3 separate regions of the Homo sapiens genome follow, and regions 2 and 3 are each linked to region 1. The links are chromatin loops, found by intact Hi-C in ENCODE. Cell type or tissue: ascending aorta. All regions are shown on one strand. Each heading gives the region's core, and the rest is flanking DNA. Links, peaks and the distances in the headings are about the cores only.

Region 1 (10,943 bases), core at 1,537-9,536:
AGATGACGTCGTGTTCTGGCATTCTGGGTACACGTGAAGAATGCCCACCAAGAACACGCTCCGTGATTGGATGTTTAGGAGAGAAGAGAAACTACTTCACTTTCATGACATTCTTTTTAAACTAAAAGAGTAGACATGTGAAGAACAAAGACAGACCGACGCACTGACTTCACTTCATTAAATACATACTGGTAAATGCAGAGAAATCTATTAACTGCCAAAATAATTGACATTCTTTGGCCACGCATATTTATATTTAACACTTTGTGCTGTTAACACCACCAGAGCTCATGTCATGTGGGGGTGCATGTGACTGCACACCCAGGGTAAAACTGCACACTGTGAACACCACACTTTCCACTAGCCTGGGATCAAGCCTAGCAGAGAAGGGTCGGAAAAGCCAGCCAGGCCAGACAACATAGTGGAAATACTAGAGAGGAGGCAAAGTATCAGTTATACTTCTTTCAGGATTTGATTATGCTACTTTGAAGTGAGGACTATTTGCATTTTAATAAAAGCCAGAAAGCAGGAGACAGCTGTGTAACTGCATGTTTCTTAGAAATAAGTTGAGTATCCATTTCAGTGTAACCCATAAAGTAGAGCAGAAATAGACCCACGGTTAACTGCTGAACCTTGAAGCTCATCTTCCATAATTTCCATATTGCGCCTACAAACTAAACACACAAGTCATGATGGGGAGCTGGCAGTGTCCCCTGAGATTCTGAAATGGATGCCTGTTTGATTCATGTTCAGAGAGGAAGAAGAGACACAGAGAGGAAGAAGGATGGCTGCTGCCAGTTTTTACATCACTGGCCACATGCAGAAAGGCAAAGGTAAAGGACGAATGCACAAACCTTCCTCTCACAGTCCGACACGATCCCTTCATGAGGCTCAGACGCTGCTCTGCACTTACAGCCATTTACTCCAGGACACAGGAGATGGTTATCAAATGGAATCAGTTAAGGTATACATATCCCCAGGACTACAGCTGCAGTTAAATGCTGAATTCCAGTACTCATGGTCAATGAAGTTGCTTTTTATGAAATGTACATAACAGATCTTTCCAAAAAAGCAGAATTTCAAAACAACTGAATTCAATTATTTTTTTAAAAAGTAGCCTGCATGAAACCACCTTTGAAGTCACAAAGTCAAAGTCACAAATATATAACACGCTCCCATTCTTCTTCAATAATTATTCTTCTTAAAAGACAATCAAAATACTAAAAGTGCTGGTTGAGTGACTGGATTACTGGTAATTTTGAAATTTCTTCTTTATACCTTCCCATATTTTCAGAATTTTCTGTAACAGACAGTATCACTTTGATATTCAGGGGGAAAAAAAGTTAAATTTCTTATCTTGAGTTGGTTTAAAACAAGAAACTAAATATGCTGAACTGTAATAAAAATACAGGAAAGGTATCACACCAGAAAACAAAGCTTGGTTACTTTATGCAGAGACCAGAATCATACCACGGCTGCAATGGTCAACTCAGCACTCAAATCCAGATTTCAACAACTTGAGCAACATGAACTGGACTCCCAGGGGGCCTCCCTACTTAGGAGTGCTGGGCACACCATCAGTAATGCCACCCATCTCCCAGGACAAGCACTACGAAAGAGAGGCCAGACTATCACCTGGATTTCATATTAACAGATTTGGTTATTATAAATTAAATTGAAATGAATTTCAACCTCCTTCCCTTGAGTAACTTTCCTTTTTAAATTCTCACCATGCCCCTGATAAGCTGCTGGAGAAGATGCTTACAAAACACTGAAATGCCCAAAATATAAATAACAAATGAAAGAAGGACAACAAATACTGGAAAACTTAGAAACTCCAATCAGTGCTGAAACAGGAGCTGCTAACACATGGCGTCTCTCAAATTCTGGGGGTGAAGGAGTGACTGGCATGGCACTGAATGGATGGCAGGTGTGAGGGCCCAGGAGGGTGACACGCAGCACACAAAAAAGAAACAGCACTTACACTTGAGGATCTCGAGTAACTTTACCCTACTGAGAAAACACAGGCTTTGGAAGGGGCCACACCGGTTTACAGGGCATGGCTCATCAGTAACACACGCAGACAAAAGGACAAAGGCCAGGAAAATTCAGACTGGTAGAATGATTTAATGTATGCATCTACACAATGCCCATAAGGAATTCAGTAATGTCCACCTGAGGCCTGCCAGCCTGATTGCCTCTCACCCTCACCTCTTCTCAGAAATGTGTGGCTGGTCTTCTGGCACCCCCAGTTTCCCCAAGAGAGTGCACGGTGACAGGAGATTTCATGTTGGTCACGGCAGCAAGTATAGAGGACCACATCCTAGGGAGTCCCAGGCAAGCCCCTGAGAGAATCAGTTTTCAGCAAACGAGGACAGCTCAATGCCACACAGCACCTGCCCACACAGCTACCTGGAAACTCTGCCCCATGTGCGTTCCTCACCAGCTGGCGCTGCCTTCCAGACACACTAGGCTAGTATCTCAGTAATATGGACCAAAACACTGCGGACATCTGGGGCCAATGGCTCTCGCGGAATTCTTGGATAACCTAACACAAATAATATACACAATTGGGCAGGGAAATTCTAATACAATGCTCTATCTATAATAGAAAGCAGAATTAAAGGAAAAGTGAGTTATAAAGCATTAATATGGACGTCAATATTTACAAGCTGATGCCTGAGTACCCAATTAAATACAACAGTGAAGCAATGGGCTGCCTGGAGAATCCCCACTAACACACAGCTGTTAATGCAAACTGAAGCAGCTGTGGCAGGTGGTCACTCAAACATCACAAATGCATTCTCACTGCAAAAGAGATTTTCTGAAATGGCAAGTAACTCTTGGAAAAATTCAACAAAATACAATCTTCCCAGATTTACCCTTCAGACTCATTCCCAGAAACCTGAGTCAATATTAAAACTGTGTACATAAAAGAATTTCTAAGCCCAAATATTAGACACCAGTTTTTCACCTGTACAGCTCTCCAGCTGGCACCTGAAGGCTGTGTGGGTAGTGACGTAATTCTCCAGTCTGCTGGAATGCACTGTGCACCACAGGCATAGTGCGCCTGGACTCCATACACCCACGGCCAAAGCACCCCGATCACAAAGCACCCACATCACTCCCACGAGGGTGATTCTGCCCTATGAGAACCGTTCCTTTATAACAAACTGCCACCACATGACAAAAGTGCCTCTGGAGGCCAAAATAATTGATGTAAATTGTGTTCAGTTGAGGTTGTTTATTCAGATATCAGACCCTAAGAAAATCATCTCTGTCACTATTTTCCTCCCATGAACTTCTGGCACTGGGCACCTGGGTGCTAGGTGTGAACTGGAATGCCTCTCATCTTTTCCTCTTGACAGACTGCATGCCCCGCTTCAGAATATTTGGACAAGCACAAATTTGAAAGATAAACAGGCCTGCAATGAGTGTTCTGAGGCTCATGATTCTGCTGAGACCCAAAGGGTGGTCCTGAACTTCACCCACGACGAGAGGGTTATTTCACCGGAATGCTCTGTCATGACTGATGATACGACTTATTTAGAAAAATAGGTTCACTTGATTTGCTCACTGCCAAAATTAAAAATACCTGCAAATTCTAGAATAAGCAAAAATAATGAGAAACTCTGGTCATTTGGACTTGAAAACGTAGTAACCCCTGCCATGTTCTAATGATGTGATAAAGTTTCCTGCACAACTTTTGCAAGGCTTTTGGAGATAGCCTAGATTCATACAGATACTGCTAGTTGCATTTTTAATAAAGAATCCTTAAAAGCTACCAAATTCTAACACCTAGAACTTCACTATTTAATTATTTAAAGCACCCCAAAACATGGCTCTACAGACACATGTGTGTCTTTTCTATATTAAAACAATGTGTATAATCAGAAATACAAACTGACAAACATTGGTTTGAGTAACAGAACTAAAAAAAAGAATTCAAAATACCAAAAACATCACTCCTCAAAGTAAATTTAATTTAGACAATATCACATACACACATCAACTCAATACTTTATATCAAGTCCACAAGAAAAAAACATAATTAAATGGAATGTGTTTAACTGTTGCATGCATGACTGGTGGTAGAACCTAGAGAGTAGGGAGGATAGGCATCAAAGACTACAAGTTTATTTATTTTATTATTCTATTTTATTTTATTATTTTTTGAGACAGGGTCTCACTCTGGCTCTGTCACCCACACTGGGGTATAGTGGTGTGGTCACAGCTCACTGCAGCCTTGAACTCCTGGGCTCAAGCGATCCTCCCACCTCAGCCTCCCAAGTAGCTGGAACCACAGGTGCATGCCACCGTATCCAGCTAACTTTTGTATTTTTTTATAGAGATGGGGTTTCGCCATGTTGCCCAGGCTGGTCTCGAACTCCTAGGTTCAAGCGATCCACCCGCCTCAGCTCCCAAAGTACTGGGATTACAAGCGTGAGCCACCACTCCCACCCTACAGTTTTAATTAACATGTGTTAACAATGCTTGAAAAACTGTAAATACCTTAAAATAGTTCCTAGCTTTCTTCTGTACCTAAGAATATAAAACAAGTCAACAGTTAAGGTTATATTCCTTATAGCTCATGGCAAAGATGTGGAGAAACTGGGACCCTTGTTCATCACTGGTGGGAAGGTAATGTGGTATAGCCACTTTGGAAAACAATCTAGGCTTCTTAAATCACTCCATTTACTCAACTGCTCATATAAATTTACTCAACTTACGTGACTCCTAGGTCATCTATCGGAGAGAGGTAAAAGCATATGTTCATTTAACAACTCATCTGTACTTACTGCAGCATTACTACAGCCCTAAACTGGAAATAACCCAAATGTGCATCAACTGGTGAACAGACAGATAAAATGTGGTGTAACCATAAAATGGAATACTGTCCAGGAATAAAGGGAACACAGCGATACACACTGCGACATGCATGCACCTCAATACGTTATGCTAAGTGAAAGAAAACAAACACGTAAGACCATGTATTATATGATTCCACTGATATGAAATGTCCAGAAACTGCAAATCTACAGAAACAAGAAGTAGATTTACAGGTTGCCTAGGGATGAGGAGAGGGGGAAATAGGCAGTGATTAGTGATGGATGCCAGGGGTTTCTCTGGGATGATGGAAATGTTTTAAAACTAGATTGTGGTGATGGTTGCACAACTTAGCTAACTTACTTAAAATCAGTGAATTGTTTATGGCACGTAAATTACGCCTTAAAGTTGTTAAAAACATATATATACACAGAAAGAACCTGTGCTGAAGCCCTGGGTAGCTATGAAGTGTTAAATCTATATTCCGGTTTTCTCTTACTTTCTTGACTTCAGAGTGGAAAAGATGACATCAGTCCATTAGCATTATGAGAATGCAGAATTTTGCTATTCAATTTCCTCTAAAGATAATAAAGGAACACGGGGGAGGGACGCATGCAGGGGAGCAAATAAATCTGCTCTTTCCTCATTACGGAGTTCAAACTGGGTCACAGCCCTATTAGGCTTAACCACTCGGAGCTTACTTATTACTGCTTGCTGCCGGCGGAGGCAGTGCTGGGGCCTGGGAACTGGCAGAGTCCAGTGATGATCATGACCACTGCCCTAGGAACACACGACTTTTAGAATGGGCTAACCCAAGCAAGACACCTAGGCTAAGCATAATGGGCACTCTGAACAATTAGGAAATGACACTACAGAAATTCTTATCTTTAGCTCATGTAACCTAAAACCTTACACAAGTCACTTACCTCCCAAACTTCAAAGTTATGTTTTATTTGTTAAAATCACTATCAACTTAATAATTATACAAAACGAAAATACCAATGTGGTAAGCAGGCAGCCCATGCCCAATAATCTAAGACGACCTTTCTTGCACCTTTTCTCCCAACTCCTGATGAATTAACTTTTGCCAAGTACCTACTAAACTCACTGCTTTGCTCAGTGGGGTCAGCTCTGGCAGCTAACCTACCAGCTCTGCTTTGCAGACTCATCAACAACTCTTGTCTGTCTGACAAGGCACTGAGCCGTATCCAGCACTGTTGCTGTGGACAAGGAAGTAGCAATGGGCCACGTCTGCAGTGGCTGTGGGCTGACAGTATCTGTTAACAGAAGGCTGGAAGGAGTAGGGGGACACCAGCATATGTAATGGCCTCTGCTGGGAAAATGGATCACGGGAGAAGGAAGAACAAGGACAAGCCAGAATTTCTGACCATCCAAAAGCCAGGACACCAAGACTGCCCCAGCCATAAGACCATGACACATGCACCAGGTGCAGCAGGTGAGCACTGTAGACCATCTTTTATTCCCTGTAGAAAAGCTATTGAGAATGGTTCTAGCATAAAGAAAAGACAAATATTTAAGTTGATTGAGATCCCAAATATAATGATTTGATTTTTATAAATTATATGATGGTACTAAATCACATGTACCCTAAAACTATGTATACCTATTATCCATCAATAACAAATAAATAAATATGAAGCTAATAAAGTAAAACAGTTCATTGGCCTAAGGGGAAAAAAAGGTTTTGAATAGGAAAGCAAAATAATAACAAGTATGATAAGAGGGCCAATCTGATAGAAATGGTTGGAATTATTTTTAGCTGAAGTCGATAGGATGAAAATCTAACCGTATGAAAAGTGAAATGCTGTGGAAGAGTAGAGGAAGCAGGAAATCGGAAACGCTATATTTATCCCCTCCCCTCCCACCATTCCCTTGAGTATTTCCTTTATTTTGAGAAGAAAGCAATAAAATTATTCTCCATACCAACATTCTCCCTCCTCTCAGAGACACTCTGGCAAACAAACCGGCCAAAGGCCTCATGGAACGTGGGGCCACACGCTCAGGCTCAGAGTACAAAACTACTGCCAGCTCTTGGGCAGTCGGTACTCACACAGGGGTCAGATACCATATCTAGAAACGGCTCTGGCCAATGACCAGGTGGCGTTTCCCTAGGCCTAGGAGATCCCTGGTCACTCTCAAGGCTGAGGGGAAGAACAGCACAGCCTGGAGAAAACAATGAGAATGCTCCCGAGGCCTCATGGAGGCAGTGCTGCCAGTGGCTGCTCACGAGCTTGTGGATGAACTGCTACTCTCTGTTGACAAAGGTAAGGATATTCCAACAAGGACACGGACTATGGAAAACAACTGGTGGCATTTTTCTCATGATTCATTCCTATCCTACGTTCTCTCTCATTCCTGACTCTCCATTTAAAATAAACTTCTCAAGGAAAAGCAGGGATCAGGTGGGGAAAAACAACAACCTGCCTGGATGATAGAGCCGGCTGGCTGATCTAACATTTGACATGAAAATTATCCGACATAAAACCATAATTTCTTTTCCCATAAAAAATTCAAGCATGCTCATAATTTACAGGGCATGTGGAGTTTCAGCCCTTAGCAATTAGGAAGCCAGTGTCGGTCCACTGAGCTTTATCCAATGACCCTTTTAACTACTTGAAAATGATGTCTGATTATCAAGTAATGTTATGGCTTACCTATAAAAACTTCTTTTCAAAAATATTGATCCTTGACTACATAAGCAAGGCCTTTCTGAGAAGCCTTTTTAAATCATGCATAACCCATTACTCATAGCTGGGACAAACACTGGACCCATTTCTTCTGTGACTAAGTGGGTTTCTGTTAGTCAGCGCTCAGGGAAACTTATTAACGATCCAGAGCCAATTCCACACAAGAATAATAGTTACTGCAAACTCAGACCTCTGTAGTTGCTGGGAGGCGGGGGTCAGGGGAGATCTCAACACTTGTTGTTGAAAGGTTTCTGGAATTCTTCAGTTGCTCAGGACACCAGCAAGCATTTTTTTGTGGATAACCAGACTTTTTGTAAATTGAGCTCACAAAGACCTCAACCAAAATCAATAAAACAGCTCTAGTGACTTCAACTAAAACTCCCTTTGGAGGAGCCGACTGGAAACTTCCAACTGAACCTGAGGCAGTATTTGACTAGGGCAGAGTGGCCCCATGGGGCAGCTTCCTGGGTCTGCCTGGGAGGCAGGCGTCCTCTGCACCTGTGGCTGGGACCCACTAGAGAAGTGACTGGGCTGCTTTCCCAGTCTTAATGCTGGGGACACTTCAGCTGGCCCACATCCGCCACGCTGATGTTCCAAACGTGCCCTCATCGTCATTCTTCCTGCAGCTACACTTCCTGGTCTCTCCTATCAGCTCTCAGGAACATCTTCTGTTCCCATAACACACCACAGATAACAAATGACTTTAAGTCTGAAAACAGTACTGGAAAAGCCCATTCCCCAGTAACATTAATTACTACTGTCTGTGACCCATGATGCAGGGGCAGCTCTGTGCAAAATGTTTTCCCGTGAAGTCTGTTTTGCAGATGAGGAAACTGAGACTTAGAGAAGCGAGTCGGTCCAGCGTGAAAAAGCCGGTGAGGGGCAAAAAGGTGGGATTTCAATCAGTTTGTCTGATCACAAACCCATGTCATTCCGGACTACAGCGGGGAGAAAGGTACCTTAAGATCTCAATTTAACCCTAATAGCACAGGTGACCCACAGCATCAGCTACAGCCATGGCCAAAGTTCTATGGAAAAATAAGTTAATGGAAACCACACATGTTCTGGGCAAGGGGGGAAATGTTTCCATCCACAACAGACAAACATTTTTCCTGCTAAGAAAACTACATCAAAAAACTTCTTGGGAAGTAAAACACTCTCAACAAACTATTTCTACTGAGCTATTGTTAAAACAGCTGCTTTATTTTGAGTGATTTCTAACATATTAAGATAGACAATAATGAACTGTCTTTAAAAAAAAACAAAATAGGCCAGACGCGGTGGCTTACGCCCGTAATCCCAGCACTTTGGGAGGCCAAGGCGGGCGGATCATGAGGTCAGGAAATCGAGGCCATCCTGGCTAACACGGTGAAACCCCATCTCTACTAAAAATACAAAAAAAATTAGCCAGGCATGGTGGCGGGCACCCGTAGTCCCAGCTACCCAGGAGGCTGAGGCAGGAGAATCGCTTGAACCCAAGAGGTGGAGGTTGCAGTGAACCAAGATCGCACCATTGCACTCCAGCCTGGCGACAGAGACCCCATCTCAAAAATAATAATATAAGGATGTATTCCCAAATATGCTGGCAACAGTTTTTCAGAGGAAAAAAACCCCACTAAGAATACCATAGAGGCACTTTCTGTTTTATTCTTAACCTTCATGTAAATGACATACCTCACCCTCTAGACACCTGGAACATCATTTTGAAGAGAAGGAATAACACTGAAGTCCACACGTTTATAATATGCCTCCTCTCTTTCTCTGTAACAGTGTATGATCTCAAAACAGGTTTGATACAAAGAAAAACAAAAAGCTGAGACAAAATCTACAACAATCACTTGCGACTACTCTCTTCTCCCCTCCCATTGAATAATCTGAACCAAGAGCAAGAGTCCTGTAGCAGTGTCTGATTTCTTCTCTTCTATGACCTTGAACTCCATCAGGGGTTCCCAAGAAAGTGAAAATGCGGTTAAGCAAATCTAAACAGAAATAGTCCTTCTTCGCCTTCTCTTCTGGAGCCGGTTTACTTGCTCCACCTTTACACTTCCCACTGAGCCTCTCCCTGGGATGGCTCCTGATGACAGTGACTCTTCCATAAACGAGGGCAGTTCTCCAGAAACCAAGGCGTCGGTCAGACCGTGAATCAAGAGTTAGATGCACACAGCGATGTAGCTTCAATCTAAGATGGGAGACTGTGGTCACACAGCAGGCCCCAGCCCAAACCTGCCCCCTGCTCAGAGGACAAAGGCCAATTAGACTCTCTGTGTGTGTGCGCACATGTGCATGCTTGTATGCACACACACCCACACAAGCTACACATGCATGCTGGTACATCACTAATCCTCTGCTGGAAGATACTTCGGCATCATTTAAATTTGTCTTATGATAATCTGATGCTCTGTGATTAGGTAATGCTATTGTTGACCAAGTCATTAAATTAATCTTCAATAAAGACTCAAGGATGCCAGGATCCTCAAGGCAGGGAAAGGCAGGTGCCTTTTCCCAGAGCCTTTCATTTTGCTAAGAAGGAGGAGAGGAAGCTTTCTGCAAGTCTGAATCAGCTCAGTACTTGCCTTTTCTTGCCACCTGCCCACTTCAGTATCTGCCAGTTGTGTTAGAGAGAAAATATGTCTTTTTCCCTAAGCCAGACTATTCCTACCCATTTTGCCCTGCCAGTAACACAGAGAGTTCTGGGGCACTAATCCCTTCACAATCCAAGTTTTGGGGAATGAGGGTAGTTTGATCTGGCCTATGAACAAACAGCCAAGTTAGACAGACTGCAGAAACTCTAAAATTGCAATATATCAAGGTATGAATATATATAAACATGAAAATCAGCTTTGCATTTTAGAAAACAATACTAACATATATATTTACAAATACCAGCACAGACTGGTGAAAAGGTCATTTGTGAGAGTGCCATTACTGCATTTCAAAACAAAATGTCAATTTATCTGGTCATGCTTATGTCTTTTTTTTTTTTTTTTTTGAGACAAGGTCTCACTCTGTTGCCCAGGCTGGAGTACAGTGGCGCAATCTCGGCTTAACTGCAACCTCCACCTCCCAGGCTCAGGCAATCCTCCCACCTCAGCCTCCTGAGTAGCTGGGACCACAGCCATGCACCACCACACCTGGCTAATTTTTGCATTTTTAGTAGAGACGGGGTTTCACCATGTTGCCGAGGTTGGTCTTGAACTCCTGAGCTCAAGCGATCCACCTGCCTCAGCCTCCCAAAGTGCTGAAACTATAGGCGTGAGCCATCATGCCTGGCCCTATATTTCTTTTTTTTTTTTTAAATAATACTGTCATGTCACAGTTGGTCTATAACAAGCATCACAAAAATGTCAAATAATCTGTGCCTTGTAAAATCCACTAATGTAACATGAAAAGCACAATTTGACATCAACC
Region 2 (10,943 bases), core at 1,549-9,548, 230 kb after region 1:
AATCCATGCAGAAAGAAAATTGAGAATTTATTAAAATCTGAGAAAGAAACGACAACAATAACAAGAAACAAAACCCACACACAAAACAAAAATATGCAGCACATCGGAGAAAGTAGAGAAGTTGGCAGCCATGGTGAATTCAAAGGCATACTAATTTAAGGCTCAAAATCTGATTCCTGAGGCAAAGAATCACTATGGCTGCATCTTGCCTTGAAATCAGGGGGTCACATCCCCTGAAATCTAAAGAAGGATTGTTTAAAAGTAGGGTGGTTTTGGTTTGAGGGATCAAAAATTCAAGTAAAGCCAACAAAGAACAAACAAAGAAAAATTCTCAAAGCTGTGAAACCTTGCTACTTAAGATAATGACAGAAATTTATGACTGCTTCCTTCCCCAGCAGAAAGGAGCATAATTAGAAAGCTGAAAACAACAGGCCCTTTGTACCAGCATGTTATGTTTTGCTTATTCTATTACACATTGGCTGGGAGATAAGAATAAACAGGACAACACCCTGTCTAACCCGGGAGGAGGGAGTGGAGGAAAAGGCTGGTTACATTCATTCTTGGGCATGTACGTGCATACCGTTTATTTGCAAATTGAGGTACTTAAGAAAATTGTGCATGCAATAGTCAGGAACTAGTATAAACATTCAGAAGTCTTTTATTGCACAATCAAACCTTTTAAGAATAAGCCTTGTGTAATAGGGAGCTTTATAGTTTTTCCTCATAGTGAAGCATGTTGTGAAGATTTTAATAATTGATAATTTTTTCTATGGTCTTTAATTGTCAATCCTATTTTCATTCAGTTGTTGTTGCTTTTTTTAAAAAAAAAAACAAAAAACAAAAAACAAAAAACCTTTCAAACTAGGATGAGCAAATAAAACTAGGATGAGACACAGCTTCCCTCTCTGTGACCAACGATGTCAAAAACCCTTGCAAAGAATCAATCAACAGCTGCCAGGGGAAGAAAACGTGGTGATCTGAGACTTCTCCCTTCTCTACAAAGGGACGGTTGCCCGTCTGGGTGCCAGGTGTTCTGATAGCTTCAGCCATGGAGAATTCTGCTCAAGAACAGCAGCTGCTAAGCCAATCAGGTTCTCATTAGCCAGTCGGGAGATGGTATAGGTATCTACGGTCCCAAGAAAAAAAAAAAAAAATTTGATCTCTTCCCATAACCCGTCTGCCTAGAATGATGGACCTGACTTAATCTTGCCATTTCTTAGTGACTCACTTGCTCCTGGCACCCAAGCTCACTAAGAACGGGGCTAAGGAAAGCCATTTTAAGACCTCACTGACCTGCCACCATCCTGGCCTTCATTCTACTCCTCCAACCCATGAGAGTGGTTCCCACCTTGAGGCCTGTGGACCGGAGTGCTTTTCCACCAGATGGTCACAAAGCTGATTCCTTTTTATTCTTCAGTCTTAGCCCAAATGTCACCCTTTAAGGAAGCTTTTCCCTCTCACCCTAACGATGCTATTGATTCTCCCACTGTGACACTTACTTGATTTTATTTTCTTCATAGCATACATCTTAATTACTTGTTTCACGTACACTAATTTTCTCCCCTGACTAGAATGTCCATTTCATAAGGACAGAGGCCTCCTCTATCTCGTTCACCCTTGTAGGCTTTGCATCGTAAGTACTATCTGGCACACAGTATACGCTTGATAAATATTTATTGCAAGAATAAATAAACAATAACCAAATTATCAAGATTATCTGGTATAGAACAGGTGGGGAAAAGCTCAAACAATCTGTCACCTGTCATCGGCCACACTATAGTCATTTTTTTCCCCTCAATTTTCCCAGTGGGATGAAGGGTGAAGATGCATGTGAACAGCTGAGCCATGAAGCAGAACTACACAGCACATGGTTTTTTAACTTCAGTGCTCTTCACAGAAAACCACTCTGAAATAAGTTGCAAGAGATTCTTGAAATTCAAATACAAGGAAAAAAAAGAACATATATGGACGACAGCTAGGTAGTTCTGCCAACCTAACTATGCCATGACATGTAATTGTGAACTGCTGAGAGACAAATGCAAAGCAAAGCATTTCCTATACACACATACAAAGGTAAGATTAAGGTGTTAATTTTTAAGCAACTGTCATATGCCTGGTTCTAGAATATGATTCCATTAACGTTACTGCTGTTATAACAGAGAGTGTAAGTGTGATGATGAGCTCCTTTCATTATTTCTCAAAATTAAGAAACTAGGCTTGCCAGTCAATCCCCAGCAGAGACTCTGAGAACATACGAGGACACAATGAAAACAGTAGAATATTAATTAAACCAACAGGAAGAGAGCTGTGTGTACTTCAGAGATGCATTTTAAATGCATGCATATCTTCATACAGACATCATAGTAGTCAAGTCAAGAAATGTATACTTTACGGTTCCTGATATGGCAGATTCAGTCTTCATGGAAGGCAAAAACACAATGAAACAAAAACTGAAAGCCCACACACACCCACTGAGGAAAGCATCTGAAAGGCAAACTAGTGATTTTTCTCAGCAAAGAATTAAAGTCCCTCTCCCCTGGAACAGTGATTTGGAAAAGGACCAGGGTAGGGGAGGGGGTCAGTTAGTAATGGCTCCTGTTATATTAAAAGGTGACAAAAATCATGAAGAGCAGTATTGATAAATGTTCTAGTTACTGCCATGTTTGAAAAGCATTCGAAATTCTAAAATATTATTTGTGTATTATTTACCTTCTTATAAACTGATTTGTCATTATCATACATTCAAGTTTTATAAATGTGTTTTTCCTCACTTCACTGAAATATCAGAATCCAGCTCAAAAACAGAATCAAAGAGGAGACTTTTAAGCTTATTCAATAAAAACTATGATACGTAATATTCAAAATAGTGAAATCATTATATTATCTAAAATTCTCAGAAACTGCTTAACATGATTAATAATTTACCCATTTTAGTTCATGAGGGAATGTTTAATATCATTTGCCAAAAAAGAATACTGAAATGGTATAAAATGGTATTCATTATAATTAAGACCTAATCACTAAAGAAGTCCAGAGGTATGGAATTTACGATCTTGCATACATGTTTATAAAATATGGACTCGGGAAAGAGCCATTTAATTTACCAAGAAGTCCTTTGATCTCTCAGCATATTATAACTAAGAAGACAATGGCAGGTTTCAGTATGGAGGTCTTTTTGGATGACTCCTCCTAGCCTTGAGGTTTCTCTATTCCTGTTTAGGGTATGAAGTTGACTTACAAAACCATCGTTTTTGTTCTAGCTTTGCTTTATAAAACCTCAAGCAAAGTCTCGACCATAAATAAAGCAGCAGGGCCCCAGTAGCCAGCTGAGTCATAAACCCCACTCAGCTGCATGTAGCCCAAGGTGTTGGGATCCCGACAGAGTCAAGCCAAGCAAGCAGAATCAATTGAAGCCAGAGTTTGGAAAAACAGAGCACCTCCCTTCCCCACCCCACCTGGCAGTGGAAGAGACCACAATCCCCCTTCCACAGCTCTCATCCAGGGAATGGTAATAAGTCCAGAAAAACATCTAGACCTGGGCAGACTTTACTTCCACAGTCTAAAAGGAAGGGAAAAAAATGGTATTTGACAACCAACCACAAATTTTGAATATACGGTTCTCCTGCTTTTAAGCATAAAAGCAGTCTTGTTGTTGCTAAGTTATGATCACCACCATATTTTTCAAAATTTGTGCCCAGGACCATTTGGTCTTATGGTACTCAGGCTTGCCACTCTAAAAATACAGAGTTAAGCATGTTTAAATCACTTCAAATATCGCAAAAAGCAGCAAACACACAGCCTACCTGCTTGGGCATGCAAACTTGAAAAGAGAAGCTTTAGAGAATTGCCTGCAGGTCAACTCATTCTGTATTTGGCAGACTGATGTCAGGAAGGAGCTATAGAAAACAGAATCCTGTGCATGAAAAATACTCTGCCTTTGGTTCCCTCAGGCCAGAACTTGGAACTGCTAGCAAACATGCCTTAAAAAACTGCAATTCTCATGAAGTGCTAAAAACTCCCAAGTAAATAGGGCCCCTCAAACCCATGTACAAATAAGAAACATTTAATGAACAACTCTTTTTTCACCAACACCTCTACTACTTAAATTAAGGCCAGCAGACTCTTCAAAGGGACAAAAGAAGCCCCCCCCTCCATTAAGAAAAATTCTATATATAGACATCCAAGACAATTATATGATGCACGTAACCAAATATATATAATTATCCTAGTTCCTGCATTCCCATTATCTTCATAAACATAGGATAAAAATCAGTCTAAATGACTTTCTCAGACCTCCTCAAGGATTAAGGCAAGCCAGCCAGTCTTTAAAGTACATACATGTAGTAAAGATCAAAAGCAAATGTTCTGGTCAGTTCTTTTCTGCTCATGGTTTTACTAAGAATGTGTGCAGTTTTCAGGGAAAACACCACAAATGACAGCTGCTCAAAAGCATGGGAATTAATTGGCAGCAGGAATTTCCTTGACTAATAGGGAAAAACTTGAAGTCACATGTTTTGATGAGCTTATTTTTCCCATCCTTAGTCAAGCATATTCACTGCTAATGATTAAGATTTTAAAATGGAAATATAACCAAGTACATTCTCTATCTTTTCTCAGTGGAACACAGATACCCATTAATGACTGAACAATGGCATTAATTAATAGATTTTAGCTTAAATAAATACAGGGAACCAAACCAGGACACAACAGCAAAAGTGCATTTGTTAAAAAATAGTAGCACGTGACTCCTCCTCCAACCCCCACAGTAAGCCATCTGCTTTGAGCTGTTTTTCTAGCAGTAGGGATAGATTTACACTGATCCATCCACAGTCTATCTGACTCAGGGTCTCTCAAGTCATTGCCCTTGTGACCAGTGGTGAGAATGGACAAGACAGCTGGTCAGGATTAGGTGAGTAGCCTGTGGCCTTGGGACCAAGTCATGTTACTGTGCCCAGAGCCTGATGCTATAACCTTTGGCTCATTAGCATTATGCTGTCATCATCCAAGCTAACAGCCACTGATCAGCCATGATCCAACAGTCACCACTCAGGGGGCACTATGTATTCTCAATCCCAGCAACAATGTGAGCCTTTTCTTTTCAACACAGTCTGAACTGAGCCCATGACACTCAAAGGCTCGTGCATGAGGGAGTCTGCATTAAAATTGTCCCTCAAGGCAGCAATGAGATGTCCAAGCATGAGCAACCATAGCCCCTCCATTCTAATCAAATGACTGCTCTGACAGAGCTCAAGGAAAGCAAGACATAGTCAAAGAATTTCCAAAATGTATGTACCCCAAGTGCCACAATGGAACAACATACCTGGCCATCCCCAGACTTGGAAAGTTGGCAGGGACGATGAGAACATCCAGCCGAGAGAACGGGTGTGCTCCCAGAACAGAATGTGCTGCTGAGAGGCAAGGAGGGATCAGCCGCAGAAGGGTCTCTTGGCAGGCACCCGTGAGGCACACAGGGGCAAAGACCCGATGAGGAATGATCTCCTGGGTGGTGGCAGAAGCATTCTGGAAGCGGCAGGGGTATTCCATGTGACTGCAAACACCAACATGCCTGGGAATAACACAAAATAAATGGTAAAACATGTTTATTATTCTTGCTGTGGAGGTGAGGCAATCTTGCAGATGTAGACAACTTTTAGGAGACAGAGGTTCAGACAGACTCACAAGCAAAGACTGCTCATTTCAATTCTTGGCTTGACTGGCTCTGTGCAGCAGTGAAAATTTACAGGACAAAAACGTATTCATGTGTTTGAATCAATAGACTAGCTTCAATCTAAGATAAGAGAAAGCAGTAAAATCTTGTTTTAGAATAAACTTTGTTGTGGGGGGACCTCTAAAGACTCCAAACAATAAAACTTCTCACCAAAATACAAACAATTCCTGCCCTCGGTTAGATGTTTTCAAGTATCACCATATGAACAATCTCCAAATTAGAGACAATTCATAACTCAGAAAGGAAGGAGCAGTACACACAAATTAAAGATCCAATTCTGGGATTACCTAGAATAAAAGACTTGGACTGAGGGAGAACCATGAACCAAATGAAAGTTACAGGCTCAAACTCCTCGAAAGAACACAAACCATTTTACTGAATAGTAATCTAAATGTTCTTTACACAGCCCATCAAAAGCTGTTATTAAGGAATACAGAGGCACTTTTGATACAGTATTTTTCCCAACCCACTTTCAGAACAAATTTAACTGAGCCAGCCTTTTAAGGAAACAGATCAGACCCCAGCCTGCTTCATCCGACCACTGCCAGTTATTCCATCAAAGGCGGAACTGAAAGAGAATTCCTAGAACCTGACTCACAGGACTCAAGAGAACTTATCTACTCAAACCTACATCCAACAGTACTCCATTTTTTCACCTGCTAACATGTCTTTTATTCAAACACAATGAAAAACCCCTCTAATCATTATTTATTTCATTATTTTTTTTTTTTTTGAGATGGAATCTAGCTCTGTCTTCCAAGCTAGAGGGCAGTGGCATGATTTAAGCTCACTGCAACTTCCACCTCCCAGGTTCAAGTGATTCTCTTGACTCAGCCTCCTGAGTAGCTGGGATTACACGTGTGTGCCACCACGCCTGGCTAATTTTGTATTTTTAGTAGAGACGGGGTTTTACCATGTTGGCCAGGCTGGTCTCAAACTCCTGACCTCAAGTGATCCACCCGCCTCAGCCTCCAAAACAGCTAGGAGTACAGGCTTGAACCACCGCAACCGGCCTATTATTATTTAAGACAGGATTTCACTCTGTTGCCCAGGCTGGACTGCAGTGGCAGGGTCATAGCTCACTGTAGCCTCCAAGTCCTGGGCTCAAGCAATCCTCCTACCTCAGCCTCCTGAGTAGCTAGGACTACAGGCATGTTGCCATGCCACATCCAGCCTTTTTTTTTTTTTTTTAAGAGATGGGGTCTGGAGATGGGGTCTCACTTTGTAACCCAGAGTGGTCTCAAACTTCTGGCTTCAAATGATCCTCCTGCCTCAGCCTCCCAAAGGGCTGGAATCATAGGCATGAGCCACTGCACCCAGCCAATTATAACTACAGGTGCTCACTTGATTCACAGTGAATAATGAAAAATCTTAAGATGCTGGCATGTCCCAATATGGGCAGAATGCAACAATAATTCCTCTCCAAATGTAAGAAGTACCTTTCACTTACCCAAGGCCAGCGCTCAGGAGACCAATATGGCTAGGTACAGATAAGCCTCACCTTCTAGCAGCATGGTTCATAGAACACAGCTTCCAGCACTGAAGGCATTTCACCACAACGGAGAGTAAGAAAATGGATGGAGGCCCATAAAAACTTGTCAGAATAAGATGACATGAAGAATATAATTCTTGACATTTAATTCTGGCCAAAGTCCCTGGATTGATAACCTTGCTTTGTGGAGAGAGTGAGTCAAGGTGCCTGTTGGTGAACATTTAACTAAAAAGGCTGCAATGCCCACCTAATGACAAGTACTGTGCTTGTGCATGAATGTGGTCAAAGGTCTCGCAAAGTGAAAAAGGCCACTGATTAAATTAACCACCACAGTATCTTTTTCTCATGTATTTACACAGGTATATAATGTGCTACAGTAATTTCAGTTCATATAATCTCTATTGCAAAGCTTTCAGATCGTGTTAAACCACAGAGAAACTGGAGTGTGCAGGCATCTTCTGGACAAAGCTGAGGCATAAGCTTAAATTATATCTACCACAGCACAATTTTGCAAAAAGGTCATTCTAATGGTCTCTCTAAATATAACATGGGAAAAGATTATTTCCTGCTGCCAAGAACCCTAAAGTTAGAGAATACTGAGGTAGCCAAAGATACACCCAAAAGTGTTTGGCCGGATGAATTTCTGGTGATCGTATACAACCTAAACCTGATAGACAACATTCTGACTCCACGGTAAGTTCTCTCATATCCTTTTCCAATCAGGAACAAGGCAAGTTAGAATCTCTCTGGGCATAAAAGGCACTAGCTCAGATGATGAAGATGATTCTAGTTGTGTGAATTAGTACCATTGTAATCAAAGCCTGGGAAAAAATGCAGGACTTTAAGGCAATCAAGCTCTGACCAGGTGAGAAGGGTAAGGCTCCCATAGAAATGGACACAGAAATGGCATCAGGAAAGCCACTTCTGCGTTCCCACATAGGGATCAGGAAACCTGGGCTTCACTGTCTTCTCAGACTGGCTCACTTGTGACCAAGGCAGGCAACTCAGTATCTGGGGCTTCTTTTTCCCCATCTTTAACATAGTCTCACCAAAGTGGCTGCTGGAGGAGGTAAGGAATTGGTTAGAAAAGGATATGAGAGGCCAGACATGGTGGCTCATGCCTGTAATCCCAGCACTTTGGGAGGCTAAGGTAGGTGGATCACTTGAGGTCAGGAGTTTGAGACCAGCCTAGCCAACACGGTAAAACCCATCTCTACTAAAAATACAAAAAAATTAGCCGAGTGTGGTGGTGCATGCCTGTAATCCCAGCTACTTGGGAGACTGAGGCAGGAGAATCACTTGAACCTGGGAGGCAGAGTTGCAGTGAGCTAAGATCGCACCACTGCACTCCAGCCTGGGCAACAAAGCATGACTCTGTCTCAAAAAAAAAAAAAAAAAAGGTATGAGAGAATTTACTAACTTACTGTGGAGACTGAATGTTCTCTATCAGGTTTAGGCTGTATACAATCATCATAAACTCATCAAGCTGAACACTTAAGATCTGCACGTTTTGTTGTATGTTAATTATACTTAAAATATAAACAAATGAAAATCTTTTCTAAGGTTTCTTCTGGCACTATGATTCTATGATAACTCAGCACATAAGCCATTCTTCATAGAATCGCCTTGTTTCTGAAGAGGTCAGGGGATTCTGTACTTTTTTTTTTTTTTTTGAGACGGAGTCTTGCTCTATTGCCAGGCTGAAGTGCAGTGGTGCAATCTCGGCTCACTGCAACCTCCGACTCCCTGGTTCAAGCAATTCTCCTGCCCCAGCCTCCTGTAAGCTAGGATTACAGGCACACGTCACCACACCCAACTAATTTTTGTATTTTTAGTAGAGACGGGGTTTCACCATGTTGGTCAGGATGGTCTCGATCTCCCGACCTCGTGATCCGCCCGCCTTGGCCTCCCAAATTGCTGGGATTAATGGCGTGAGCCACCGCGCCTGGCCAATTCTGTGCTTTTTACAAAGTAATAGTCTTCCATAGATTCAGCACCGACTCAAAGATGCTGTACTTCCTATCAAAGCAACTTTTCATATACTTTACAACTCTAAAGAAGACCTGTTCCCCACCAGATTCTTCTTTCAAATAATCAGTCTCAATGTGTTTTCTTCTTTGTAGTGCCCATTTTCCATGCCTTTAATCATTTTTGCTAAGTTCCTTTGGACTTTATCCAAGTTTCTGTGTCGTGTTTAAACTGTATGGCCCCCACAAAGGCCTCAAGAGGTTAAAGAAACATAACACAAAGATTCCCCTGTGGCTGAAGGTTATACTACAGCTGAATAAAATTAATAAACTTTCAACAGCTTATCTGAGAGCCTTATAATCAATGTATTTACTAAAATGCTCACCCAGAGTGGCTGGAGCATGTGTGAAAGTGGAGCTGGAAGAGGGAATGTTCTTACTATAATTTTACCCACATGAACACTGATCATAAAAGTTCAGTGACCAACACTTTGGCCAAATTTCTGGAACCCAGATGAGCACTTTAGGCAAATGAAAACCTGTGGTATAGCAGGCCCCTGTGAAAGTTGGATTTACATGAATTTGATTGGTGGTCTTAGGAAGGTTTGAAGTAGAACGGGTGCTGGGGAAGGCAAAAGGGACCAGATGTGAACATAACCAAAAACACCACTGTGACTGGCACTTCAGAGCACCTTTGCTGGCAAACTTTGCATGCAGTCAGACATGTAATGGATGAAAACAAAGCCACTTTCTGACAGCTAAAGACAGCACACATGAAGTGCACAGCCAGGGCAGAACTAAGCAAATGCAAGCTATGATTTTATCAGCAGCATATTCCTGAAGGACAAGCATATTGATAAAGGAAGGGAAAACTCAGTCACAGTTTATTGGACATGGAAGGGGGCATGGGAGGAACCCCATTCACCAGTCCTCACAGTTCCATGGAAAGACGCGCTTCCCTAGAGTGGCACCCGGACCTCTCCCCAGCTTACCTGACTGGCTGGGCCATTCCAGGCTTTCTCTTTTGAATCTGCTTGCACACAGAGGGTGCACTTTGGGCCTGCCCCTGCCATGTGTCAGGTGGACTCTACATCTGTGTTATAGAGGACAGCAGCAGTCCAGCTGGGCTGGTAACTGGGTGGGTAAATTTGTCTCATTTGGAAATGGAGTCTCAGAAACCCCACTGAGACCATGCACCTGAGTATTCCTTCAGTCCAGCTTCTGTCAATAATAAAACCTTTATTTTTATCTCCTCTGTCTGTTCCTCAACTGGTGAATTTAGGAGGACAAGAGAGGAGTTGTACTTGCTTCTTCCCCTAAAGCCCGACAGGAATTTTAGACATCATCTCTTCCCAGAATCTTCATTTGATTTAACCATTTCTTCCTCCTTTCAGAATAGTGGATGCAAGAAAACTGAGAAGCCATTTAAGTTGCTTCTGAGCAGGAAGGAGAGAGCACAGAGTCAGTGGCTGCTGCCCACTCCTCAACCCCACATCTCTTTGGAATATGGCTAGAAAGGCAAAATAACAAATGTCTGTCTTTGCCTTCCCCTAGCCTTCCAAAGGCACACATTTTCCAACTGCACAGCTCCTCTAACAATCAATCAATGCTGAGGCCTTAGATGAAAAAGAGAAGAGTACTTCTTCACCATCAAGAATTTGAGAACCCATGGACAAAGCCTTCATTCTACAGATAAGGAAAGTGTGGCTTTGTCCAAAGAGGTATATCCAACCACCAAGAATGGCACTTTCAGGCT
Region 3 (10,943 bases), core at 1,683-9,682, 52 kb before region 1:
GAAAAAAAATCTCACAGCTATCCTAACAAAACCTTGTGTACTACCGCTAGGTTGCTTTAATAGTGTAGAAACCCATACTGAGCAACTAACTGCTAGGAAGTAAATCTAACAGGTTAATTCCAGGCACAATTAACAGAGGAAGTGATTTAAATAATCTAGGACTCCAATAGAAGCCAGGGGAGAAATTCCGCTCCAACACAACAAAGCAAAAAGTAGGACCTGCCCTCAAGACACAGGGTCATGGAGGCCATATGCCACGTGTGCTGTGTGCGCCGCGGGTGCTGTGTGGTGCGTGCACTGTGTGTGCCACATGTGCTCTGTGTGGTGCGTGCGGTGTGTGCTGTGTGTGCCGCAGGTGCTCTGTGTGGTGCACGCGCTGTGTGTGGTGTGTGTGCTGCATGCAGTGTGCGCGCTACGTGTGGTGCATGTGCTGTGTGTGCTCTGTGTTGTGCATGCGCTGTGTGTGGTGTGTGTGCCGCGTGTACTCTGCGTGGTGTGTGTGCTGTGGGTGCTCCAGGTGCTCTGTGTGGTGTGTGTGCTGCGTGTGCCGCGTGTGCTCTGTGTGGTGCGTGCGCTGTTTGGTGTGTATGCTGCATGTGCCGTGTGTGCTCTGCGTGGTGCGTGCGCTGTGTGTGCTGTGTGTGCCGCGTGTGCTCTGTGTGGTGCGTGCGCTGTGTGGTGTGTGCTGTGCGTGCTCTGTGTGGTGCGTCCTCTGGTGTGTGTGTGCTGCATGCAGTGTGTGTGCTACGTGTGGTGCATGTGCTGTGTGTGCTGCGTGTGCCTGGAGAGCCTCCTGCCAGCCGATGACCAGGCGTGGACAGCCCAAGGAACCTCCAATTCACACATGGCTAGAAGAAAACATCTGCTTGCAGAAGCTAGGCTTTGGAGTCACACGGCCGCTTAAACTCCTGTATCAGCCGTGACCCTGAAGACTGGACCAGCGCTTCTGCCAGGCTTCCCATTCCATCTCTAAACCTACTCAAGATGTTCCCCCACAATTTTTGTTTCAACAGATTATAAAACCTGAAGTGGCCAAAATAGTGCCAAGGAGTGCCGCTGTGCCTCCAGGTGGACAGCCTCTGCTTCCCGGTGACTGCCACAGCCAGGCAAGGTGCTCCAGGGACCCGGGGCTCCCATACCAGCCCAGCACCCACTTGGCCAGTTACTCTCCAGGCCCTGGGCCAGGGAGCCGACTATTGATGCTGCGGGTAGTCTTGGCTAACTATTCGGCTTACTGATTTAGTTGGCTCCTAAAAGGAGTATCTGGTTAGAACTAAATGACAGAAAGGAAAGGGAGAGAATCACCTCGTTAAAATAACATTTCGGCCACCACCTGGGCTGAGGACCTATCCATCTGCTCCTTGGTCCGCTCGAAGCACCTACGGGCGAGCTGCTGCTGTCTGGCGTCCTCACTCACCATCAGCTCCCCGTAGAGGTACACACCCATGGCCTGCAGGGCACAGAGGCCAAAGGGCATCAGGCGAAGGTGTGGGTACCCACACACACGCACACATGAGCTCAGTCTGTGCTTGTTCCACACACACTTGCTGGTCTAGAAATTGCAAAGACCCCAGAGAAGACAGAGGCCGTGGGCTGACTGTGCTTTTGGAAGCTGCAGTCTGCAATCCCTGTCTCCTCCTTGTACTCAAAACCCCAAGGAATCCTCAGCTCCCAATTCTCTACACAGACTCTGACGATTTCACTGGTGACAGAACGATGAGCAGGCATTCCCACCATGATGGCCGTGTCAGGAACGCTCTGAACAGACAGAGATGGTTCCCAGAATTACCACGCGGAGAGCCTGTGTGGCATTACAGACACGGGACTCCTGCCCCGCAAAGTGTGTCCCTAGGAGTAGCTGGTCTGAGCTCATCCGGGAAGTCCTTCACCTGCCAGGGAAGCAAAGAGCACAGCAGGCAGCAGCCGCGGCAGAGACACATCACGATGCCCGCAGAGACGCCCACCCCGCCTGCGCCCTTTCCTCCACAGCCCTGCACCGTAGCCCGCACCGGCTCTGCTGCTTGGGAACAATGCCGCAAACACTCACATCTGCATTTTTCCTGTATTTTTAAAATAGCCAAGGACGTTCTAGAAGACCCAAGGGCCCATCTGGATCTGTCTACTCTCTTGTGCCATGCTTAGTTATGCCACGAGTTACATTCCGCTGGAGTAAACTAAAAGAAGGGTCTCAAAGACATCGCAAGAGCAAAACTTCGTAGTTAAGGGTTCAAAAGTGCTTTCCCAAAAAAGTCCAGACATGGTGATCCTTATTTGTCAAAGATCACAATTCTAAATATACTGCAGTGAATTCTGGTCTTTAGAACAGACCATAAAGTTGCTCTTAAATTTTGTCCTTCTTATACTCCTGTATGTTTTTCCAGATACCTCTTGCTCTGCTGTGCAAATGTGACATTTCTTCTGGTACAAAGGCATGTACTTTTCTTTGTAGGAATAATGAGGCCTCAGGCCTCACTGGCTGGCTGTCCCCCACACTGAGACCCTATCAAAAGTCCTTTTGTTTGCCTCACTCCCACTCTCCACCCCAGCTGGAAGGCAGCTCCATGCTGTTACCCACAGTGCTTGACAGGCCACTCATTCAGAGGCAGAGGGGGTGGAGAGTGGGGAAATGGGGAAGGCGTGGGAGGCTGTGACGTGTTACAGGACACACCTGTTGGTGACCTGACACACTGCGGACATCAGAGGCGGCCAATGAAGGTCTCCCCAGATCCGCTCCCACATGCGCACTGCCTGTGAACTCCTAGGAAGGTGACTGCTGTCCCTGGTGAACAGTGAGAAAAGCTCTCACAGGAAGGAAACCCGCCTAGCACAGCACGGCAGGTGCAGGTACAGACCGAGACTGTCCCGTCGGGGCTCTCCCAGTCTGACTTGCACGTGTACTTTAAATGAGGGCCACTGAAATCAGGGATCTACCCCACGGCGTCACCAAGGGACACGCATGGCCTAGCAGGTGCTGGAGATGCCGTGAAGTGTGAGCACGCAGCATCGGATGACGTGTGGGCCACAAGGCGGCATTGAAGGTGCTCAACTCAATCCTTCAAAGACATTGAGAGAGGAAAAAAGCAGCTCAGAAAAATCAGTGTTAGGCAAGATCCCACCAGTCCTTAAGAATCTCTGTAACAGATTTAATTATTTGTTATGAAAGAGATACTGAGAACGTGGATTCCTGTGTGAAGTGCAGGGACAGCCTTTACAGAATCCCCATCTGCTGAAAGATGACACCTACCTGATCCTCCTGAAGGAACCTCTCCACACTTTTGTAGGCTTTCGTGAACTTGTGCTTAACAATGAGTTCACACCACCGATGGCGAACCTGGAGGAACAAGAGAGAGCCCAGTGAGCGACAAGCAGGCAGGCATCCCAGCCCACCGGGCCCAGTGACAGGCAGCCTCTGTATTCCGGAAAGCTGTGCTCTCAAATGGGCTGGCATTGTTGACACACTTAGTTTTACATTTTCTTTTAGTATATTTTTTTTACTTTTTATTTTCTTTGAGACAGAGACTCGCTCTGTCACCCAGGCTGGAGTGCAGTGGCACGATCTGGCTCACTGCAACCTCTGCCTCCCGGGTTCAAGCAATTCTCCTGCCTCAGCCTCCCAAGTAGCTGGGATTACAGGCACCTGCCATCATGCCCCACTAATTTTTGTAGAGACGGGGTTTCACTATGTTGGCCAGGCTGGTCTCGATCTCCTCACCTCGTGATCCGCCCGCCCCAGCCTCTCAAAGTGCTGGGATTACAGGCGTCAGCCACCGTGCAGTAAGTTTACTTTTTAAAGAAAGAAACCACAGTGCTAATTAGGGCTGTTGGTCAACTTTAGAGAGAAAAGCAGGTGTTTCTGTTGGGTGTTTCACTGTTTTAAACATGATTTTGCAAGATGACAGATACTAAACGCAAAGCATAACGGGAAATTCAATGCACATTCCGACCAGGCTGCTGGTGCTCCTTCCTCAGGGTGCTGTGAGTGAGGGTTCCCTTTCAAATCACCACTCCTTAAGTTCCTGCAGCAGATTTGACTCAGTGCTGCTGATTTGTAACAAACACAGTAAGAGGCGGAGACACTGCTCTCTAATTCCCCGAAAGAGGCAAAGCACCCTTCTGAGAGTCTGGGGAAGGAGTAAGCCCAGGACACCCCTGAAGTGGATAGTTCCTGCTGTGTATCCACAGGTGTGTAGGTTTGCACAACATTGAAAACAGACAAGCTAAAGGTGGATGCTGTTCTTTTAAAAGATACACTTTATTAAACGTTCACCTGCAGGAATTCGGAAGGAACCCCCACTCCCACCCTCTTCAAATCTCCGGACACAGTGGAAGAGTCCGATGCCAGCCCTGGCCGCCCTCTGGACACAGGCAGAACCACCTGCGCAAGGTATTCCCCACATCCCGGAGCAGGCGGCATTGCTCGGTGCTGCAGGCACATGCTCTACAAGAAGATTCACCTACCACTTGTTTTTCAGAATCCAGTCCCCTGCCTTTTTCTACTGCATCAAAGCACTCTCAGTTATACCACGTCAACCATTTTATACTCCATCACTGAACCAACATCAGCCATACATAGAAGTGATTATGTGCATTTTAGAAGAGCCTCCTTCTATCACCCCTTGTTTTTACTGACTGTGAAAGAGGGAGATACTCTATAGTAATATATTTGCAGCAATAATTAAATGTAAGCAATGTCAACATTTTGGCGAGGGCCCCTGTAAATGACATCATTATCCACTGACCTAGCCAGATCTCTCCTTTAATCTACTCTAAATAGGTTTACATGCAAACAGTTAAGATTGAAGGAGAGAAACCAATCTTTTGGAAAGAATCCTTCCCCCAGGCCACAGTGCCCTCTGAGAACGGGTGTTAACTCAGGAATTCCACTGGGCGGCCCTGGGCTCGCAGGCAGCCAGGCCCTTTGAAGTGCTGAAGTGGCATGCCTCTGGGAGGGGCTGATAGCCTCTGCCCTCAGAGCAAAAGGGAAGGAGGCTGGGACGGCAAAATCTTTCCACCTTCAACAAAATGTGCTTTCCTGTACAGCCAACAGAAATTAACGACACACTATACAAGAAAGAGTCCCTCCACCTCCCCAACAGAAAGAACAAGTGACCAGAGCTCAAAGAAGTTAGCTCACCATCCCATGCCAGAGGAAGCCGCTAGAAGAAACTGCGCCCAGCTGTGGAGAACCCAAACTGCCCGCTGGACGCCTCCGTCCCTCATCTCTCTTCCAACTCACAGCCACCTAAATGTGCCACCAAACTGCCAGGTCCACACACCAGCAGAGGTGTCATCTGCTGCGAGCTTTGTGAAGATGGGCACCAGCTCCCCAAGGCTGAAGGGCCTTGCAGGCAAGCTGGTGTGGTCTGGCGAGATGGCCACATATGGATGGGAGCGACAGCTGGGGACAGGAGCTGCTGCTCTGAGACTTAGGGAAAGAGCCTATTTTCTTAACTGCACAAAAGAAACCCTACGTGTGCCAGCTTTTAGGGAGGGTCCCGTGCGTGAGACCTGTCGGTTTCTAAGTGTTCTTTAAAGTGTTCTAACAACCAACGCTTGTCTGATCTGACCACACCACACTTTTGGCAATGACTGCTGTCACTCTAAAACTTGGAGGACATTATACAATTTAGATTTGATTGTGAGAATGGAGGGTTTCGCCTCTCCTTTTCTTTCTGTGCTTTCCTTCATCTTATTTACACACACAGAAACAACGAAGCATAAACTGGGGCTTATTTCCTAGTAGAACAAGGCCCTCGGTGGCGGCCGGAGGCAGCGGCAGCCCACAGCTGGTGCAGGTCCAGATGGCGGGTGGAAGAGGCTCTTTCACCACGGATCTGAAGTCAGTATTTCCACGTTTCTTACTGTTAGAAATAGTTTACTGTCAAGATTAATAAGAGACCCAGGCTTCTGACCCCTGGAGGCTAACAGCATCCAGGAAGGACAGACCAAGCCCAGTCTCCCACCCCCACTCCCTTTCCCACCCCATCAAGAGAAGATAAAAACAAGTCTTTTCATTATAAAGAGCTAAGTGTATGTCAATATTTCGGCGACAGGATGCTGAGAAGACATCACAGAAATGCTGCGGGAGGCTGGGCAGGCCAGATAGTTCCTGCTCACGCGCAGTCTTCACTTTTCTTCGTTCCTTTGAGAAACAAAGAAAATCCTTATTTTTATCCCCCAAACTCTCAAGGACCCACAATTCGCATGCCATTCGTCACCACAGGGAGTGGGGATGACATCAGTCTCACTTAAGCCCAGCAGTATTTCCAAAGGAGCCCTGACAGAATATCTGTCTCCAGACCACCGAGGGGCTTCAAGGTCGTGAAAGATGCTCTGCCCTCCTGCATCAAGTTCCTCCGCAGCTGAGAAAGCAGGGAAGCCCTACGGGCCAGAGAGGTGGGGCCACAGAGTTCCACAGCATGCCACCAGAGGACAGCTGTCCAGTCTAGAGGTCTGCTCTTATTTCTTAATTTATTAACGAGGGTGGTCAACGTGTCTTTCTGTAATTTCCTCAGTCAGAATAAAAATAAACAGGGACAGCGCATGCTCCCAGGACGGTGCCTGGCACCAGTGGGCACTCCTCACTGTCTCTTCTGGTCGCCAGCCACCCCGCAGCATCCTGGCGGGGCGACCGGCCTCCCTGTGGACCCGGGCAGTTGTCTTCTCTGCACGATTAGGAAGGAGTTTGCTTTTCAGAGGTGAAAGCCACACTTCCTGGCTGCCTTTCTGCTCCCACCCTGTCTGGGAGCCGGGGCAGTGCTGGAGGCTGGCCCAGGCTCCCCCAGAGCCACAGCACTGTGCTGTCCCGTGCCTAGGAAAGCAGATGCTGGCAGGAGAAACACATAACCTGGGCTCCTGGGGACAGCCAGCTGTGGCTGCCTGCCACAAAGGACACAGAGGGCCGTCTGCAGGGGAGCAGCTGTGAGGGTCAGAGGGACCTACCAAGAGATAGTGTCCCCTCCCCCTCTCCTCCCCAGGCCTGGAAGGTGGCAGGAGAAGAACCTGATCAGACCCTTCCCCAGCCACAAGGTACCTGCACTGGAGATCTGAACTTTAAATCTGAAATTATGATAAGGGCTTGGCTCCCTAGGAGACTGGACAAAGTCCAGCTGGGGATAGGGATGGGAGAAAAATGTAACTGTTTCATTTTAGACCCAATCAAATGGAGACTGATCAGCAAATGAATCACACCCCAAAACAAGTCAATTTCTATTTCTCAGCTTTTTAGAATCCTTTTTTCTAGATTAATATACAAAATACGGTAAGGTCTTCCCCTCATCCCTATGCCCAGAGACTGCCTTCAGTCCCTACTGTGCAGGTGGCCACTGGGCCAGTGTGTTTTACACACACACAATGTATTTTTCCTTTTCCTCCTAACAAAGATAACTTCATGGATTGCATTCCTCTGTACCCTGATAAGGATATATATTTACTTTATATAATTACATTGATTATTTAATAGGATATCTTGACTTACGATTCCCATGAGTGCAGGAAGAGATTCCCCATTCCTTGTATTAATGGTTGCAGGGTAGTCTATGATACTACAAATAATGCTAAGATTAGCGAGACCCTGACAGATAGACACAAGTTTACATCCTAACAGTAAAGACTGAAAACAACCTCTGATGCAATGAAACACAAGGTGTGGGTCATCCGGTGCCCTGAGGTATCTGTGTGCAACTTCCTAGATGTGGGGTGTCCAGATCAGTGTGTACATCTTCACTTTGAGAGGCTGCTAAATTGCCTTCCATGAGGGTGTAGCAATGTACACTCCTGCCAAAATCGACGTGAGACCCCACCTTCCTGTACCATCACCACCACTGAATTACCAAACTTTTGATAAGTGAAAAATGGTGTCCATGAGGTCCTTTAGTTTTTAATTAAGAGAGAACTTGAGGAAGGGACTAATTAGAAAGGTGGGGACAGTATTATGGACACCAGCCAGGTACGGTGAAGTACCAGAGACCATGGAAGCGGTAGCTACCCACTGGCCTGAAGAGGTGTGAGGCTATTTCTGGAACAGAGAGAGCTAGAGCCCTGGGAGGGGCTGCCAGCCTGCAGGAGCGGGAGAGCCCCCATCCCCATCGGGGCAGCTTAGGCATTCTATTACCAGTTGAGTATGGCTGCTTTCTTTTGTTTGTTTGTTTGTTTGAGGCAGGGTGTCGTTCGGTCATCCAGATTGCAGTGGCTCACCACAGACTCCACCTCCCAGGCTCAAGCGATCCTCTGGCCTCAGCCTCTCAAGTAGCTAGGACTACAGGAATGTACCACCACACCCAGCTAATTTTTTTTTAATTACTTTTTGCAGAAATGGGGTCTCTTATTGTTGCCCAGGCTGGTCTCAAACTCCTGGGCTCAAGCCATCTTCCCACCTTAAGCTTCCGAAAGTGTTGGGATTATAGGTGTGAGCCACCATGTCCGAGCATTTTTTTCATGTGCATAAAATCCTTTCTAGTAACTGTCTATTCATATTCTTTACCATGTTTTTCCTATTGGATCACTGGCTTTTTCTAGTTAATCTGTTGAGTGTTTTTGAGTACTAGGAAAATTAGCTCATCTTTGATGAAACTGCAGCTTTTTCCAGGTTTGTCAATCTGTCTGACTTTGTTCATGGCGGTTTTGCTTGTATTTCTTAATTGCATACAGTTATCTGGCTTCTCAGTTCTCTTCATTGATGTTTAATGTTTCATGGGTACATATGCCAAAAGTAATCAAATGGTACACTTCAAATATTCACATTTTATTATATTTCTATTGTCAATATAGTTGAAAAATTTAATGACCTTTAAAACTGTGATTAAAATTCATCAAGTCACTCCAAATCTATGCCAGGAATCACCTGAGAGCCTAGAGTCAGCATGTATTTCAGCCCTACACAGACCCAGACCGCAGACCATGACCAAAGGGGCGAGGGAGGAAAATGATGAAGTTGGTGTGGGAGGGAAGGAGACTGGGCAAGTAGAGAAAGAACAAGACGGCAGAAGGGAAACAGGGACAGGGCACGGAGAAGTGAGAACAGAGCTGCCCGTGGCAGTGAGCACAGGGTCCTGGACACCTGCAGCACCCACACCTCTGCCCTGGATCCAGCCTCTCAAGCACCCAACACCTCACCTATCAAGGATGTGCTCATCTCTTCCCTCTGCCGCTGCCGGTGCTGACGCTGGGCAGCAGACAAGCAGGTGGCCTGGGAGGGGGAAGAGCAGGTGCGGCCTGGGCCTGGCTGGCCTCCTGACCTGCCGGAAGTGGGCGAGAGCTCACATATGAAATAAATCAGCACAGCTCTCGCAAGAAGAAGTGGCATCTGGGTCTCTGGATCCTTTCCATGTCATCACAGTGAAGTTGACTTTTGCACAACACACAGGTGTGCACCCTTGAATGCTTTAGTCCAATAAAAATTACTTTGGACATCTGCTGTTCAAAGTGTTCTGCTTACGGGACATGCTCAACAGAAACAATGACAGTGCTGCCCTCACTTAGCGTACAGGTCGGGGTAACACAGAGGCGCAATTTATACTGTTGGAAAGGGATTCAGCACTTTCCGGGTTTCCAAAGCCTCCATGAATACAGGGTAATGACAGCAAAGATTTCAGCTTCTCCTAAGAGTGCTCCACACAACTGCTTCTTTGAGGCTGGGTGCAGGTGGGAGGGTCTTGGAATCTAGGGTGGGAAGAATGAAGGGCAGGTATGTGGAAGCCAATTCACATCAGACACATATCTGGCAGTAGAGAATTAAAATCCTCAAGGAATCCAAGTAATGGTTCCAGGATTGTGGACCCTACCCCACTGACAGACTGCCACAGGGAGGACGGGGTATGTCTGTGGTACAGGCCTGAGCCACCTAGGAGGCCCAAGCAGACATGCAACCTGGGTATCCAAAAAGCACGTGGAAGGAAGCACACACACAGGCACTGGCTATGAGGATGGGGCTCACTGATTCCAAGCACATTCATGGCAGCCAACTGCATGACAGGCACTGGGAAATGGTGCGGGGCAGAGTGATGGTCAGTACAAACACGTATGCATATCTATGTGTGCATACGTATCCACAAATGTGTATATGTAGAACATATAGACACACACTGAAATCAAAGTGTTATTTCCCAACACTTTCCTTCACTACACGCAATGCAGTCTGGTATTTTTATTCTTTGTTTTTTGTTTTTTGAGACCGAGTCTCACTTTGTTGCCAGGCTGGAGTACAGTGACGCGATCTCGGCTCACTGCAACCTCTGCCTCCCAGGTTCAAGCGATTCTCCTGCCTCAGCCTCCCAAGTAGCTGGCAACACAGACATGTGCCACCACGCCTGGCTAATTTTTTTGTATTTTTAGTAGAGATGGGGTTTCACCATGTTGGCCAGGCTGGTCTTGAACTCCTGACCTCAAATGGTCCACCCACCTCAGCCTCCCAAAGTGGTGGCATTACAGGTGTGAGCCACCGCGCCCGGCCTGCTGGGATTACAGGTGTGAGCCACTGCGCCCAGCCTTCTGGGATTACAGGCGGGAGCCCCCGCGCCCGGCCTGCTGGGATTACAGGCGGGAGCCACCGCGCCGGCCTCTTCTTTCTTTTTTTAAAATGCTGACTGGTGACCTACTAGATGGATTTCATAACCCACTGTGTCTTGACTCCCGGACAGTGTGAAAACCTACATACAAGCTCGGCTTCCAGAGCCTGATGCTCCAGGCTGGACCCTCGTCGGCTCAGGCAAGCTGCTCTAACCAGGCCCCACTCCAGCTCCAGCTCCCCAAGATGGGGGTTAGAAGAGCGTCAACATGCAGGGAGGGCCACAGACAGGCTGGGCTGGCATGAGGTAGGAGGTAGGAACCACATGGCTGAGCAAGAGCCTGGGCCAGGTCAGAGACTCGCAGCAGGACAGCAGAGGGAGCAGGGGAGTCCCAGGAGTAGTAAGGGCCTGGGAAGAGCTACAGCTTTTCAGGCCATC

The links. A loop is a pair of places that touch in the nucleus more often than their neighbours do. Peaks named below come from ENCODE experiments on the same cell type or tissue, not always from the same donor. Only the 100,000 strongest peaks of a DNase experiment are listed, where the experiment ranks them.
Region 2: it touches region 1 in a loop (2.5-fold over the local background); 4 of 110 quality-filtered maps call a loop at or near these places.
Region 3: it touches region 1 in a loop (2.3-fold over the local background); 18 of 110 quality-filtered maps call a loop at or near these places.

What each region holds. Positions count from the first base shown.
Region 1 is chr9:95,020,500-95,031,442 of GRCh38, reverse strand. The region is part of intron 13 of AOPEP (aminopeptidase O (putative)); the gene reads right to left. Among named protein-coding and RNA genes, the nearest start is that of MIR6081, 39 kb to the left of the region's middle. RefSeq lists a silencer at 2,406-2,556 and an enhancer at 6,965-8,164. In ascending aorta, for the core only: a CTCF peak has its summit at 5,574; DNase peaks (open chromatin) are centred at 5,512, 6,039, 6,906 and 7,722; H3K4me3 peaks cover 7,511 bases; H3K27ac peaks cover 8,000 bases.
Region 2 is chr9:94,795,380-94,806,322 of GRCh38, reverse strand. It overlaps AOPEP (aminopeptidase O (putative)), which reads right to left. Exons shown (of 17, transcript NM_001193329.3): 5 at 5,321-5,566. LOC124902220 (a long non-coding RNA gene) reads right to left here and starts at 6,009. Exons shown (of 2, transcript XR_007061676.1): 1 at 5,879-6,009; 2 at 5,567-5,788. In ascending aorta, for the core only: no CTCF peak of the experiment used is centred there; DNase peaks (open chromatin) are centred at 3,337, 5,392, 6,278 and 6,672; H3K4me3 peaks cover 4,402 bases; H3K27ac peaks cover 7,234 bases.
Region 3 is chr9:95,073,082-95,084,024 of GRCh38, reverse strand. AOPEP (aminopeptidase O (putative)) reads right to left here. Exons shown (of 17, transcript NM_001193329.3): 15 at 3,245-3,331; 16 at 1,306-1,450. The coding sequence ends at 1,310. Among named protein-coding and RNA genes, the nearest start is that of MIR23B, 6.7 kb to the left of the region's middle. In ascending aorta, for the core only: a CTCF peak has its summit at 6,440 (motif pointing right); DNase peaks (open chromatin) are centred at 4,924, 5,794, 6,874, 9,154 and 2 weaker places; H3K4me3 peaks cover 4,994 bases; H3K27ac peaks cover 8,000 bases.